2 separate regions of the Homo sapiens genome follow, and region 2 is linked to region 1. Evidence: read pairs that join two places in POLR2A ChIA-PET (ENCODE). Cell type or tissue: HepG2. All regions are shown on one strand.

The links. Peaks named below come from ENCODE experiments on the same cell type or tissue, not always from the same donor. Only the 100,000 strongest peaks of a DNase experiment are listed, where the experiment ranks them.
Region 2: POLR2A ChIA-PET joins it to region 1 with 7 read pairs; 5 of 35 experiments call an interaction of 5 or more read pairs at or near these places.

Annotation. Positions count from the first base shown.
Region 1 is chr10:67,800,753-67,808,752 of GRCh38, forward strand. DNAJC12 (DnaJ heat shock protein family (Hsp40) member C12) reads right to left here. Exons shown (of 5, transcript NM_021800.3): 4 at 4,831-5,035. It also overlaps the pseudogene RNU6-1250P. Among named protein-coding and RNA genes, the nearest start is that of DNAJC12, 33 kb to the right of the region's middle. In HepG2, no CTCF peak of the experiment used is centred here; DNase peaks (open chromatin) are centred at 2,239, 2,549, 3,069 and 3,689; H3K4me3 peaks cover 1,457 bases.
Region 2 is chr10:67,851,837-67,859,836 of GRCh38, forward strand. It overlaps the pseudogene RNU6-523P. Among named protein-coding and RNA genes, the nearest start is that of DNAJC12, 18 kb to the left of the region's middle. RefSeq lists a silencer at 1,695-1,989. In HepG2, a CTCF peak has its summit at 3,948; a DNase peak (open chromatin) is centred at 3,935.

The DNA.
Region 1 (8,000 bases):
GGCCAACATGGTGAAACTCCGTCTCTACTAAAAACACAAAAAATTAGCCGGGCATGATGGCAGGTGCCGTAATCCCAGCTACTTGGCAGGCTGAGGCAGGAGAATAGCTTGACCCGGGAGGCAGAGGTTGCAGTGAGCCGAGGTGGTGCCACTGCACTCCAGCCTGGGCAACAAAGCAAGATTCTGTCTAAAAAAAAAAAAAATTTCTTTCTCTTTTTTACTCCAAGATGTTACACAAAACTATTTTATTTTAGAACTGTATTTATCAGAAGACATATTTATTGCATATTTAAGCAGAAAGAAAGTAAAAATGAGATTGTCTCGCACAGTGGTTTTCAGATGCAGTGCTCCATATTTTACTTTTTGCAATAAAGAATTAGAATGTGGTGGGGGCTATTTGGTGGCTGCTCATCACAGAAGAGACATCAAAAGGCAAATTCCAAAGTGAATATCTAGCACTGCTTGAGGAAATTAGCAAATATGCTGAAAAGTAATATATAAGAAGCCACTCAGGGCTTGGTAAAGTTGACAGGAATAATATTTCTTAAATGCTGACATTATAAAAATTTACGCTGCAGTAAAATGAAATCATAAATAATCATGCAACAGCACTTTGATATATCCAACTCCAGCTTTAAGGCACTAGTCAGAAAAGCCAATAATCTTTTAAACAGCATAAAGAAAATACTTGTAAATGCAACCTTTGGCAGAATTTCATAATTCTCCAACAACAGCTTTTTAGAACAATGATTCCCAGTTGGATGCAATGGCTCATGTCTGTAATCTTAGCACTTTGGGAGGCCAAAGTGGGCAGATCACCTGAGGTCAGGAGTTCTAAACCAGCCTGGGCAACATGGTGAAACCCCATCTCTACTAAAAATATGAAAATTAGCCAGGTGTGGTGGCGGGTGCCTGTAATCCCAGCTACTTGGGAGGCTGAGGCAGGAGAATCTCTTGAACCCAGGAGGTGGAGGTTGCAGTGAGCCGAGACAGTGCCACTGCACTCCAGCCTGGGCAACAAGAGCAAAACTCTGTTTCAAAAAAAAAAAAAAGAACAATGATTCCCATCCCCTCCACTTCATTCTTTTTTTTTTTTTTTTTTTTTTTTTTTTTTTTTTTGACACGGAGACACAGGGTCTTGCTCTATCACCCAGGCTGGAGTGCAGTGGCAGGATCATAGCTCACTGCAGCTTCAAACTCCCAGGCTCAAGTAATCCTTCTGCCTCAGCCTCCCAAGTAGCTGGAACTACAGGCGCACGCCAGCATACCTAGCTAATGGTTTTTTAATTTTGTGGAGACAGGGCTCTTGCTATGTTGCTCAAGCTGGTCTCGAACTCCTGGACTCAAGCGATCCTCCCATCTCAGCCTCCCAAAGTTCTAGGAGTACAGGCCCAAGCCACTGCAGCTGGCTCCACTTCATTCTTAAACAATAGCATACATATCACAATATGAAGACATCAAAACTGGCATCACAATTTGTTCTGAGTAAATTATATGTGAAAATTGATTATATGAATTGGCATTATCTGTTATTACCCAAGTAAATTAGAGCCGAGAACCAGGGAGAGGAAAAGAAAAGCACTCAGGACACAAATGCCTACCCAAGAATTCTATCACAAGCCAGCTGCCGAAATGACCTGCCTTGCCTCTAAGGCTAGTTTTACCTATTGCCATCACTCACCAATTACAGCTTGCTAGCTCCCAGAACTTTGCTAGTGCCAATGAGTTTTCTTTCATAACAATATGTAACATTTCTCTTTCTAATAAAACCCCCAACATTTTATTTGTTCTTCAGACACACCAAAGACCATCCCATCTGTGTGTATGCCTTGAATTGCAATGTAGTTTTTATATATTTTCCCAAGTAAAATGTTTTACATAGAGATTCGAATCTATATTTTTGTTTGACTTTGACATAACATATATCTACACTGTGGAATGTTATCAGCTGTTAAAAAGCAGGAATTCATTCTGAATGTAAGGATTTAAAGAGAAGTCTCTTAATAATAAAAGTTAACACTAAAAAAAGTGTTTACAATGTGCCTGGTATTGGTCTAAATATTTTACGTATATTAAGTTATTGTGCGTGTGTGTGTGTGTGTGTGTGTGTGTGTGTGTGACAGGATCTCATTCTGTCACCCAGGCTGGAGTACAGTGGTGCAATCGCAGCTCACTGCAGCCTCAACATCCCCCCCCACACACACACCCGGGCTCAAGTAACGGGATTACAGGCACGCACCACCACTCCTGGCTAATTTTCATATTTTTTTTTAGAGATGGTTTCACCATGTTGCCCAGGCTGGTCTCAAACTCCCGGCCTCAAGCAATCCGCCCACCTCACCCTCCCTAATTGCTAGGACTACAGGTGTGAGCCACTGCGCCTGGACAATTAAGTTATTTACTCCTCAAAAAAAAAAATTTTATGAGGTAGACACTAATATTTTGACCATTATATAACTAAGAAGACATAGATGCAGAGGGGTTAACTAGCTTGTCCAAGGTCATACAACTCATCAGTGAAAAGCTGAGCCCACATTCTTAACCACTGCGTAACACAGAGAAATGTGTACAGTATAACCCCATTCTTTACTTTTAAAGCTCTCATAAGTGCACATATACACACCTGTGTTAGCATAGAGAATAGTGGAAGGAAACACACCTGAGTGTCAGCCTTGGTTACTTCAAGAAACAGAAGCAGAGAAGGTTGGCAACCTGGCTATATATGATTCTTTGAATTTTTTAACAGCAAGTCTATACTACTTTTGTTTTTATTCAGTATCTAAATTACTATTTTTTTAAAAAGAAGGAAAATTTCGTAGAATCCTATGAGAGGGGCTCAAGAGGCCTCAGCATCATGCCTGAGTCTCTGAAGTGTCTCCCACCCACACTACACCTAATTTTGGTGTGCACAGACTTGGTCTGAATCTGACAGAAACAGAAAGACTTGGGGAACCCCCAGGGGTTCAAGAAACACAGAACTGAACATTCATCGTGTTTACATGTAGGGGAGTGATTGTACTCCTGTGTTTGCTTAAAACACTGTTTTTCTACACTTCAGGCTTCTCCTTTGATCAGTTTGTTAAATTATAACCATTTCCAGTTACTGGGTGATGCAATCAATGTGCAGACTCCACAGCCATCTCTTGGGTAACCAACAGAGACATCTGAATCAAACTCTATGGATCTTCATTCCCAGCAAGAAGAGAAGATGTAAAAGTTCTCCCCAAAGAGAGATTTGAAGTGACTATTTCTCAAAAGACTATAATCCACCACAAGCCATCTAACTATCTTCTTTTGAATACAAGTGTTCTAGGGTGTTCAGGAACGTTCTGCTTAAAGGCTAAATTCTAATAGGGTGCTACATCACAACCCTGAGAATCAACACATAATAATTTGAAGGACAGTTACAATGTGTGTATACAATGTGTGTATATACAACACATCCAAACTAGTTGGATGGCTAGATAGATAGCCAGCCAGATAGACAAATGATACAAACAGGTAACATTTACCTAGGGCTTCCTAGAGGTGAACCGCTGTGCTAAGCATTTTTTATGTATCTCCCCATTTAATCCTCATGGTAACCCTATAAGAAGGTACTATTTTTTATTTAAGAGATGGAGTCTCACTATGTCACCCAGGATGGAATGCAAGCACCTAATCACAGGAGTGATCATCACACACAGCAGCTTTGAACTCCTGGCCTCAAGCCAGCCTCCTGCCTCAGCCTCTTGAGTAGCTAGGACTACAGGTGCACAACAATGCACCTAGATGAGCAAGTACTATTATAATCCCTATTTTATAGATGCAGAAACTGAGGTCTAGAGAAGTTAAGTAACTTTGCCAAGTAATACAGATAATAAGTAGTAGAGCTAGGATGTGAACTCAGGTAGTGTAGCTTGGTAGCCAGGAGGTAAACTTCTATAATACTCTGCTTCAGTGGATTTATAAATGATTCAGAATGTCTACAGAGCTATTTACAGATAAGGCATTATTGGGCCGGGCATGGTGGCTTACACCTGTAATCCCAGCACTTTGGGAGGCCCAGGCAGGAGGATCACCTGAGGTCAGGAGTTTGAGACCAGCCTGGCCAACATGATGAAACCCCATCTCTACTAAAAATACAAAAATTAGCCAGGCATCATGGCAGGCGCCTGTAGTCCCAGCTACTGGGGAATCTGAGGCACAAGAATCACTTGAACCCAGGAGGCAGAGGTTGCAATGAGCTGAGATTATGCCACTGCACTCCAGCCTAGATGACAGAGTGAGACTCCATCTCAAAAAAGAAAAAAAATTAAATTCAATTCAATAAGGCATTATCATAGGATAGGGCAATGCCTTGGAACACTGACTGAAGTCAACCTGCCTTGGTTCAGACCCCTTTCCCTTCCCATACAAGCTGTATGGCTTTAAGCAAATTATTCAACCTCCTGGCCTTTGGTTTTCTCATCTATAAAATGAGAATAATATTGATATCAGCCTCACAAGCTTGTAGTGAGAATAAGTTAATATATATAAAATTAATATTAAATGAGATAATAAATGTAAACTAATATATGTAAAGAGTGTTCCTGCACATAGTAAACATTCAATCAATGTTAGCTAGCATTATGTCAGTAAAGCCAAAGACACTGAGAATTGTCTCAAGGTTTCCCTTCTGAGGAATACCTTCTAGTTTCGGTGTCAATGCTAAGTGTCTTTTAAGATGATAAACCAATCTTTAAACTTGGCACTGCTGTGCAGATTGAAAAAGTTAAGAATAAATGCAATATAAACAAAACTCTTTAATTTCAGACCTTCTCCATTCTGCAGTTATATAACGTGACTTACCTGAAGAATCTGAATTTTGCGGGGAGACTGACTTCTCTAGGGGCTTGGGTTCTTTCTGCTCCGTTTTCTCTGCGGTTGAAGCCAGCTCCTCTTTCTTTCTTTCTCTTTGCTCATTACATTCCTCATTTTCCATCTTGGTGGTATGAGTCTTGTCAGATTCTTCCAGCATCAGGTCTTTTTTACCTCTGACAACCCAGTGCATTGACTAAATTAATGTAAAGCAGAGATATAAAAATTAAATTGATATTATATGATTTTCTATATTTAAAGTTTGATATGTGGTAACACCTGACCTACTACTGTAGTGCTAATTAACAGCATGTTAGACTTGACTATTAACAAGATACTCATAAATTAATCCAGATATTAATTAATCCAACTATTAATAGTTACTTTTCACCATACACCCTTTTGTACCTTTTTCATTTTCTGTTCTGTATATGTATTTCCTATTAGATCTAAAAATTGGACAGATGGATGAATGAATGGAGGGATGGATGGATGAACTAACAAATGAATACAGTGAAAAAGAGCGCTTTTGAGTTTGCTGTATCAAGAATATTTCAAGTGGAATCATTAGCCCTACCATCAACCAAAATAATGCATAACTATTTCTTAAAACCTCATCGGGATATTGTGGGAAGCTATTCCTGAAGTACTAAGAAACAGTGACACACTACCTCTATTACCACAACTCAAGACTAGAAGGAAACATAGCCTTTAACACCCTAAAATTATAAATATTCTAGCTCTCTGCCCTAATCAAATCAAAGAAGTCATTTATTCCCACCTTCAACCTATCTCTTCCCAACTACAAAGAAGTGTCATCCTGAATCCTCTTCTCCAAATATAACCAGTCCAAAGGCTAATCAACCCCAAGATCCAAGAACCACCCCATAAAGCAGTCATTGCCACCAATAAATGTAACCAGCTCTCACCCTAACAAGAAAAAGAAAAGAGGCTGGGCACAGTGGCTCATGCTTGTAATCCCAGCACTTTGGGAAGCCAAGGTGGGTGGATCATTTGAGGCAAGGAGTTCGAGACCATCCTTGGCCAACAAGGTGAAACCACGTCTCTACTAAAAATACAAAAATTAGCTGGTCGTGGTGGTGCACACCTGTAATCCCAGCTACTCAGGAGGCTGAGGCGGGAGAATTGCTTGAACCCAGGAGGTGGAGGTTGCAGTGAGCCGAGATCGCACCATTGCACTCCAGCCTGGGCAACAGAGCAAGACTCGGTCTCAAAAAAAAAAAAAAAGAAAAAGAAATGGGAAGGAAAGGCACCAAAATATAACTGTAGTTATGCCTGTGTAACAGAATTACATCTTTTGTTTTTGTATTTCCCAAATTTTCTATGAGAAGATTATATATATGTACAATTAGAAAACATTGTATTTTAGGCTGGGCGCAGTGGCTCACACCTTAATCCCAGCACTCTGGGAGGCCTAGGTGGATGGATCACAAGGTCAGGAGTTCCAAACCAGCCTGGCCAACATGGTGAAACCTCACCTCTACTTAAAAAAACAAAAATTAGTTGGGCAAGGTAGTGTGTGCCTGTAATCCCAGCTACCCGGGAGGCTGAGGCACGAGAATCACTTGAATCCGGGAGGCAGAGGTTGCAGTGAGCTGGTATCGCACCACTGCACTCCAGCCTGGGTGACAGAGCGAGATTCTGTCTCAAAAAAAAAAAGAAAATATTCAATTTTAAAAATTAGGCGAAGTTTCGATGCAAAAACATACAAGGTGGGAGATTCCTGGTGCCAACAATATGTGTGGGAAGGGAATAGTTACAGAGTAAACACTTCAAAACCATTTGCTAAATTGTAAATGCAAGTATTACCCATTTCTCTGTAGATTTTATTTCAAAATAAAAACGTTAATTTTTAAAAGAGGCAATGCCTCAGCTGGTATTAAAAAAAAAAATGACTTTTGTTTGGTTGGTTTAGGTTTGTTGTTTTGGTTTGGTTTTTGCATATGCACAAAATAAAAGAGGCTGCCAGTGACTTCCTCTGCAGAGGGAAAAGGATATTAGGAAGGTTAGTGAAAAACAAGGAATAAGACATTCAAGAATTCAGGGCCCAGAGAGCTGAAAATGTAAACTGTGAGCTTCACAAGCCAGCAAAGTGGCCTGTACGTGATGTATTGATCTCTGTGCCTCAGTACTTCTCTCTTGAAATCAAAGTACCTGTGGTCTGTCTTAGATAGGTTAGGATTAATGTCTAATCCACAGTAAATGCTTTAAAGGTCCTCAGTGAAAAGATGTTCTGAAATAGTAGTCTTATCCATCTCCTTTGTGAGTAAATCAGAATAAAATATGTTATCAGACTCCCATATCTGCTGATCCTCATTAAAGAAATATACAGAAGAAATATCCAAACTGTATCTAACCTTAGATACAAGTGCTTCTCACGCTTTGTAGTTCAATCAAAGGACTAACATCAGAGTGATGCTAAGCAGCCTGGTTTGCTGGGACACAGTTAGATAGTCTGCAAATCACTCATTTCTGTGTTCACAAGCATATTTCTCAACTCCACAAGGGTATTAGTTGCACAGAACAACATTTAACATCAAGCGAACTAGTCTATTATGCAGCTACTCATTTCAGTAGAATCAGCATCAATAAAAGATATCAAATGACAGCAATTGATACAGACTAAGAGAGAGACTAGAAAGGGGAGAGTCTACAGCAAGATAATAAAATGCACAAGACAGAAAATCTATATATGCATGGAAGGAACTAACGCTAAACAGACAGCAAGCCTAGGTGCAAAGGCCACTAATCTTAACAGTCTGTGAAATTTCTATGTTGTTATTCTGCCTTCACAATTAACTTGTTTACTAGCTTTCTTGAACGAGTTGGTTTTTTTTCTCTAGGAAGTCATTTTCTTACATTCTAGACCTTGGTCAATACTAGGAAATAGTGCTCGTCTCAGCAGCACATATACCAAAATTGGAATGATACAAAGAAAATGATCATGGTCCCTGTGCAAAGACAACAGGCACGTTCGCGAAGCATTCCATTAAAACACACACACACACACACAAACACACAGGGAAATAAAAAATTTTGTTTACATGCCAGTAAACATTGGCACAACATTTTTTTAAATCCATGGACTCAGATGAGCCATAGATCAGCTGAATAGCTATACAAAATTGACTGGTTATTAT
Region 2 (8,000 bases), 51 kb after region 1:
GGACCCTAGAGTTCGAGGCTGCAGTGAGCTATGATTCCACCACCAATGCACACCAGTCTGGGGGACAGAGGAAGACCCTGTCTCAAAAAAAGGAAGAAGGGGGGTGGGGAGGAAAGGAAGGAAGGAAAGGGAAATAAAGGAAAGAAAGAAATGCACTAGACGAGGTGTCAGAAGACCTGATTTAGAGTATCAGTTCTGCACTGGCTCCTTGCAGAACCATGCTTCCTTGATTTGTTAAGATTGGACAAAAACAATGATTCTCAAACTTAAAGGTCCACACAAATCACCTGGAGGTCTGGTTAAGATGCAACTTCTGCTTCAGGATGCCTGGGTGAGGTCTGAGACTCTTCTTTTCTAGCAGGCACCCAGGTGAGCTCCATGTTGATCCAAGGACCACACTTGGATTAAAAAAGGACAGGATGACCTCCAGATCCTGTTACACTCTAACACAATGAATCAGTCTTTCCCTTTAACCTTAGCTCCGTTACTATCAAGGAAATATTAAGGAAACTGTCAAAAAAGAGAGTGATTAAAGAAAATTCCTATCTGGGGCTGGGCACGGTGGCTCACGCCTGTAATCCCAGCACTTTGGGAGGCCAAGGCGGGCGGATCACGAGGTCAGGAGATCGAGACCATCCTGGCTAACATGGTGAAACCCCATCTCTACTAAACATACAAAAAATTAGCTGGGCGTGGTGGTGGGCACCTGTAGTCCCAGCTACTCGGGAGGCTGAGGCAGGAGAATGGCGTGAACCCAGGAGGCGGAGCTTGCAGTGAGCCAAGATCACACCACTGCACTCCAGCCTGGGTGACAGAGCGAGACTCCGTCTCAAAACAAAAAAAAAAAAAGAAAAAAAAGAAAATTCCTATCTGAAGCCAAAAAATAAAAAAGAACTATTTAACTTACGATAATAATGTCTCTGGAAGGATTCACAAGCAACCCATAAAGTAGTTGCCTTCAGGGGGAGGGACTAGATGGCCCTAGTACAGGCGTGAGCCATGGCGCCCGGCCCCCGTCTTATCTCTTTAATTGCAATCTAAGTTCCTTATGGGAAGAACCACTAAAATAGATTCCTTTTACACCTCCTGCAGCACTAGGCATATACCATGTTCTCAAGGAACTTTTGCTGAGCCATCAATCTCCTCATGAATATTATTCTATATTTATTTCACTTCCTTTTGGCAGACATTCATTTGGCAAGCTTGGGCTATCACAGAATCGTATGGCATTTGTGACTCTATCACTGAATCAAATGGATTCTCTGAATTTACCACAGAGGACAAGGCCTAGGGCATAGAAAGTATGTATTACAAGTTCTTGTTTTTATTCCATTAATATTTCCTATAGATTAACATCCTTGGTCTACGTGACACCTTGCTGCACATTAGAATCATTGAGGGGAGCCAAAAAAAAAACAAAAACAAAAACAAAAAAACCATGCTGACTGGGTACAGTGGCCCACGTCTGTAATCCCAGCATTTTGGGAGGCAGAGATGGGAGGATCTCTTGAGCCCAGGGGTTTGAGACCCAGCCTGAGCAACATAATGAGACCCTGTCTCTACAAAAAAATTTCTTAAAAAAATTAGCCTGGTGGCATGCATCTGTAGGCCCAGCTACTCAGGAGCAATGGGAGGATTGCTTGAGCCTAGGAGGTGAAGGCTGCAGTGAGCTGTGATTGCACCACTGCACTCCAGCCTGGGTGACACTGTGAGACTCTGTCTCAACAAAACAAAACAAAACAACCTATACCCATGCCCTGAGACTCCCTTTTAATTGGTCTGCAGGAGAGCACTGTCACTCTGGCATTGTCACGTATCTATTTAACTTCAGCAAGAGTTATGTAGCTTTGAAACGATTCCAAACATATGTGAGTGGCATATGTTTTTGCTGTGATAAGAACATGGAGTGTCCTCCTTCCAGTGAGGATGTTATAGCACACCCTATCAGACCACAGATGTAAGTTATTGGCCTCAACTTCTGGAAGTAGTTTTCTATGATCATTAAAATGTTTTTTTGAAAAATACATTCACATAGTAAAAACTCAAAATATAGAAAAGAATCCAATGTGGCCGGGCACGGTGGCTTACGCCTGCAATCCCAGCACTTTGGGAGGCCGAGGCGGGTGGATCACGAGGTCAGGAGATCGAGACCATCCTGCCTAACACAGTGAAACCCCATCTCTACTAAAAATACAAAAAATTAGCCGGGCGTGGTGGCGGGCGCCTGTAGTCCCAGCTACTCGGGAGGCTGAGGCAGGAGAATGGCGTGAACCCACGAGGCAGACCAACAGAGCGAGACTCCATCTCAAAAAAAAAAATTAGCCAGGCATAGTTGCACACATATGTAGTCCCAGCTACTCAAGAGGCTGAGGTGGGAGGATCACTTGAGCCCAAGAAGTCGAGGCTGCAGTGAGCCATGATCTCACCACTGCACTCCAGCCTGGGTAGCAGAATGAAACCCTGACTCAAAAAAAAAAAAATATATATATATATATATATATATACACACACACACACACACACACACATATATAATACATATATATACACACACACATACATAAAATATATATACACACATATATACATATATACACATATATACATATATACACATATACACATATATATACATATATACACATATATATACATATATACATATATACACATATATACATATACACACACACACACACACACACACACACACACACACACACACATATATATATATAAAGTTCTCTGGACTCACGTTCTGGCCCCTATAGACATTTGGGTTTATGAGGACCCATGATTTACACTTATTAAAATATATATTCAGTATCCAAATAGAAACAGCACATTCAAATACAGCTTGCTGCTTAAATGCATGTGGTCTACAGTCAGACAGGGATTCAGGGCCATTAGGTGGGATCCCACAGCTAGTAAGTGGTAGCTGAGCAAGCAGGGAGGAAAGGGTGGCTTTTTCCTTTCTTCTTGATCAGCTACCACTTACCAGCTGTGGGATCCCACTGAATGGTCCTGTGCCTCAGATTGCCCCTCTTCATCTGTACAGGGGGGATGAAAATAGCACATCCCTCACAGGGTTCGTTTGAGGATTGAACAAGATAGCATGAATTACTATGGTATCTGGTACCCAATAACTGCTTCATAAATATCAGCTATTATTATCCTCATCAGGGAGTGCTAAAGGGCGAGTTAATGTGGGGGGCAAAGTGAGTTAATGGAGAAGCTATGTAGCTGACCAAGCAGGGAGGCAAAGGCGTTTTTGCCAAAGTGGAGAGAAGACAGGGCAGGATAGGCTCGAGCAAAGGCTCAGAAGAGATGGGGACCAGGACCTGGGCATTTAAGCCATACCATTTCAAGACAATCCCAGTGGAGAGTTTTCCTGATGTTTTAATTTTAAAATCTAAAGACTTTGCTGGCCCCTGCTTCATGATATACAGTTGATGACTGCTGTGATTGTAATAGCAATTTTATGATTTTTCCCAACCATCATTTGGCAAGGATTACACAATTTCAAGAATTCAAACTTCTGTTGAGTGTTTCAGAGTTCTTTTTTTTTGAGACGGAGTTTCGGTCTTGTTTCCTAGGCTGGAGTGCAGTGGCGCGATCTCAGTTCACGGCAACCTCCACCTTCCGGGTTCAAGCGGTTCTCCTGCCTCAGCCTCCCAAGTAGCTGGGACTACAGGCATGCACCACCACGCGCAGCTAATTTTGTATTTTTAGTAGACACGGGGTTTCTTCATGTTGGTCAGTTGGTCAGGCTGGTCTCGAACTCCCAACCTCAGGTGATCCACCCGCCTCGGCCTCCTAGAGTGCTGGGATTACAGGCGTGAGCCACCGTGCCCGGCCGAGTGTTTCAGAGTTGTATTAAAGATATTTTAGCTCTCACTCCAGGATGTTTGTGCTGGGACATAATCACCAGCACTACCTCATCATCACCACTAGGGGAACTAGAACCAAAGGAATTATCAAACTGCTAGGTACAGTGTTTACCTTCACTGATTGCTGCTCAATATTGTATTAATGTTTTTTACTTTGAAGCATATTTGTTTTATGCATATTGAAATGCTTTAAAAATTCAAACTCTAGTAGAATATAGGAAATTAAAGAGTCCTACTGATTCTCATCTCCAATTCGCACGCACAAAATTGTCACTATTAATAAGATTTTTGTGTATCTTTCCAGACATTTTCATGTTTAATCTTTAATTTAAACCCATGATGTGTCCCCTGACTACCACTCTAACTTCATCTTCTACCACTCAGATCTTCAAACTTGTCAAACTTGTTCCAGCCTCAGGACCCTTGCCCTCACTACATTATCTTCCTGGACACTTTCTTGTCGTTCTTTTTCATTTTTCTTTTTTTTCTTTTTGAGAAAGGGTCTCACTCTACTGTGGCCCTGCTGCACTCACTGCAACCTCTGCCTCCTGAGCTTAAGGGATCTTCCCACCTCAGCCTCCCTGGTATCTGGGACTATAGGCGCATGTCACCACGCCCAGCTAATTTTGTATTTTTTGTAGAGATGGGGTTTCACCATGTTGCCCAGACTTGTCTTGAACTCCTGAGCTCAAGCAATCCACCCACCTTGGCCTCCCAAAGTGCTGGGATTACAGGCATGAGCCACCGCGCTGGGTCCTGGACCACTTTCTTTTCCCAGGTTCCCTCACTCAGATGTCAGCTCCTATGTCACTCCCTCACAGAGGCCTGTAGTGACACCCATCAAGTAACTATTGCCCAATCTAAGTCACTCTCCATCACTATGTTTGAGATTGCCTTGTTCATTTAAGTGCTTGCTTACTTATTCACTGCTAAAATGTGACCTCCATGAGAGCAGGAGCCTGGCTGCTTTGTTTACTTCCATATCCCAAGTGTCTAGAATGCAAATTAAGAACTCAAAAGCATCTATTAATTGAAAGAAATGAATGAAAGAATGCTCTCTATACTATTCTGCAACGTGTATTTTTCACCTAATCTTATACAAGTTATATTTTACTATATGTGGATAAGCTTTATTTCAGTCATATCCTTAATGTTTTAAATTTGATTTTCTTTGGGTTACACATTCACATGGCTCAAAAAACAATCTGAAAAGGTATTCAGTGAAAACTCTCACATCCACTTCTATCTCTCATCTGTCTAGTTCTCACACAACCAGGTAACCGTTCCCATTAGTTTATTGCATATCCTTTGTGCAAATACATACATATATATTCTTTTGGTTTTTGTTTTTTGTTTTTGAGACGAAGTCTCGCCCTGTTGCCCAGGCTGGAGTGTAATGGTGTGATCTCAGCTCACTGCAACCTCTGCCTCCAGGGTTCAGGCGATTCTCCTGCCTCAGCCTCCTGAGTAGCTGGGATTACAGGTGCGCAACACCACGCCTGGCTAATTTTTTTTGTATTTTTAGTAGAGAAAGGGTTTCACCATGTTGGCCAGGCTGGTCTCGAACTCCTGACCTCATGATCTGCCCACCTTGGCCTCCCAAAGTGCTGGGATTACAGGCATGAGCCACTGCACCCAGCCATACATACATATTCTTTTTTTTTTTTTTTTTTTGAGATGGCATCTCACTCTGTCACCCAGGCTGGAGTGCAGTGGCATGATCTCGGCTCACTGCAACCTTCACCTCCCTGGTTCAAGAGATTCTTCTGCCTCAGCCTCCCGAGTAGTTGGGATTACAGGTACCCACCACCATGCCTGGCTAATTTTTGTATTTTTAGTAGAGACGGGGTTTCACCATATTGGCCAAGCTGGTCTCGAACTCCTGACCTCATGATCTGCCCGCCTCGGCATCCCAAAGTGCCAGGATTACAGGTGTGAGCCACTGCGCCCAGCCATATATATTCTTTTTTTTTTTTTTTTTTATGAGATGGAGTTTCCCTCTTGTCACTCAGGCCGGAGGGCAGTGGCACGATCTCGGCTCACTGCAACCCCCGCCTCCCAGGTTCAAGCGATTCCCTTGCCTCAGCCTCTTGAGTAGCTGGGATTACAGGCGCCTGCCACCATGCTCAGATAATTTTTTGTATTTTTAGTAGAGACGGAGTTTCACAATGTTGACCAGGCTGGTCTCAAACTCCTGACCTTGTGATCCCCCTGCCTCTGCCTCCCAAAGTGCAGAGATTACAGGCATGAGCCACTATGCCCGGCTCATATATATTCCTATTCTCATTTTCTTCCCTTTTTGTACAAACTGTTCTGCACCTTAATTCTTTTAACAGCATAGTGGTATTTATTTGTAAATTTTATAAATGGATTTATAATTTATTTTACTCAATTCTGTGTTGATAGACTTTTGGTTGTTTCAGTTTTTGTTATCGCAAACAATGTTGCAGTAATCATTTTCATGCTTAATAAATATATGGTACAATAAATTCCTAGAAGTGGAGTGGCTAAATCAAAACGTACATGTATGTTGAATCATAAAATATCTTAGCGGCCAGGCCCAGTGGCTCACACCTGTAATCCCCGCACTTTGGGAAGCTGAGGCAGGTAGATGAGGAGGTTAGGAGTTCAAGACCAGCCTGGCCAACATGGTGAAACCCCATCTCTACTAAAAATACAAAAAATTAGCCAGGCGTGGTGGTGGTCACCTGTAATCCCAGCTACTCGGGAGGCTGAGGCAGGAGAATCTCTTGAACCCGGGAGGTGGAGATTGCATTTAGCCGAGATCACGCCATTGCACTCTAGCCTGGGCAACAGAGCAAGACTCCATCTCAAAAAAAAATAAAAATAAAAAAAATAAACGTTTTATCAAAAAAAAATGGTTTTATAAAAAAAAAAAAAAGATCTTAGCAAACTTCCCTCCAAGAGAGCTGCCACAATTTATAACTCCCACCAATGGTGCACAAGAGCACCAACTTTCCCACACTCTTGCCCAGGATAAATATTTCAGACTTTTAAATGTTTGCCACTCTGATGAGTGAAAAATGGTTGGTCACTGTTGGGTTTTCTTTTACATACATGTTTAATATCACTAATTTTCTCTGTATCATTCCAATTTTAGCATATGTGCTGCTGAAGCAAGCACTGCTCACTGTTGTTTTAATGTTCATTTCTCTTATGAAGTTGAATATCTTTTCATAGTTTAAAAATTGATTTATTGACATGTCATTAACATACCGTACAATTCACCCAAAGTGTACAATTCAGTGGCTTTTCGTATACTCACAACCATCACCACAATCAATTTTAGAACATTTGCATTACTTCAAAAAGAACCCCATATACTTTAGCTATCACTCCTGTGTCTCCCTATTATCCCCCACCCTAAGCAAACACTAATCTACTTTTTGTCTCTATTGATTTGCCCTTTCTAACATTGCATATAAATGGAATCATATAACATGTGGTCTTTTGTGACTAGTTTGTTAGCATAATGTCTCAAAGGTTCATTCATGTTGTAATATGTATGAGTACTTTATTTCTTTCTTTCTTTGTTGAGACAGGGTCTTGCTCTGTCACCCAGGCTGGAGTGCAGTGGCACCATCATGGCTCACTGCAGCCTTGACCTCCTGAGCTCAATCGATCCTCCTGCCTCAGCCTCCCAAGTAGCTGGGACCACAGGGGCATGCCACCACATCCTAATTTTAAAATTATTAAATTTTTTGTAGAGGCAGGGTCTCCCTATGTTGCCCAGGCTGGTCTCAAACTCTTGCCTCAAGCATTCGTCTCTTGCCTCAGCCTCCCAAAGGGCTGGGATTATAGGTGTGAGCCATGGCGCCTAGCCACTTCATTGTTTTTTTGTGTTTTTTTTTTTTTTGTATTTTTTTTAAGACGGAGTTTCCCTCTTGTTGCCCAGGCTGGTGTGCAATGGGGCGATCTCAGCTTACCACAATCTCCACCTCCCGGGTTCAAGCGATTCTCCTGCCTCAGCCTCCCGAGTAGCTGGGATTACAGGCATGCACTACTATGCCCGACTAATTTTGTATTTTTAGTAGAGACAGGGTTTATCCATGTTGGTCAGGCTGGTCTCGATCTCCTGATCTCAGTTGA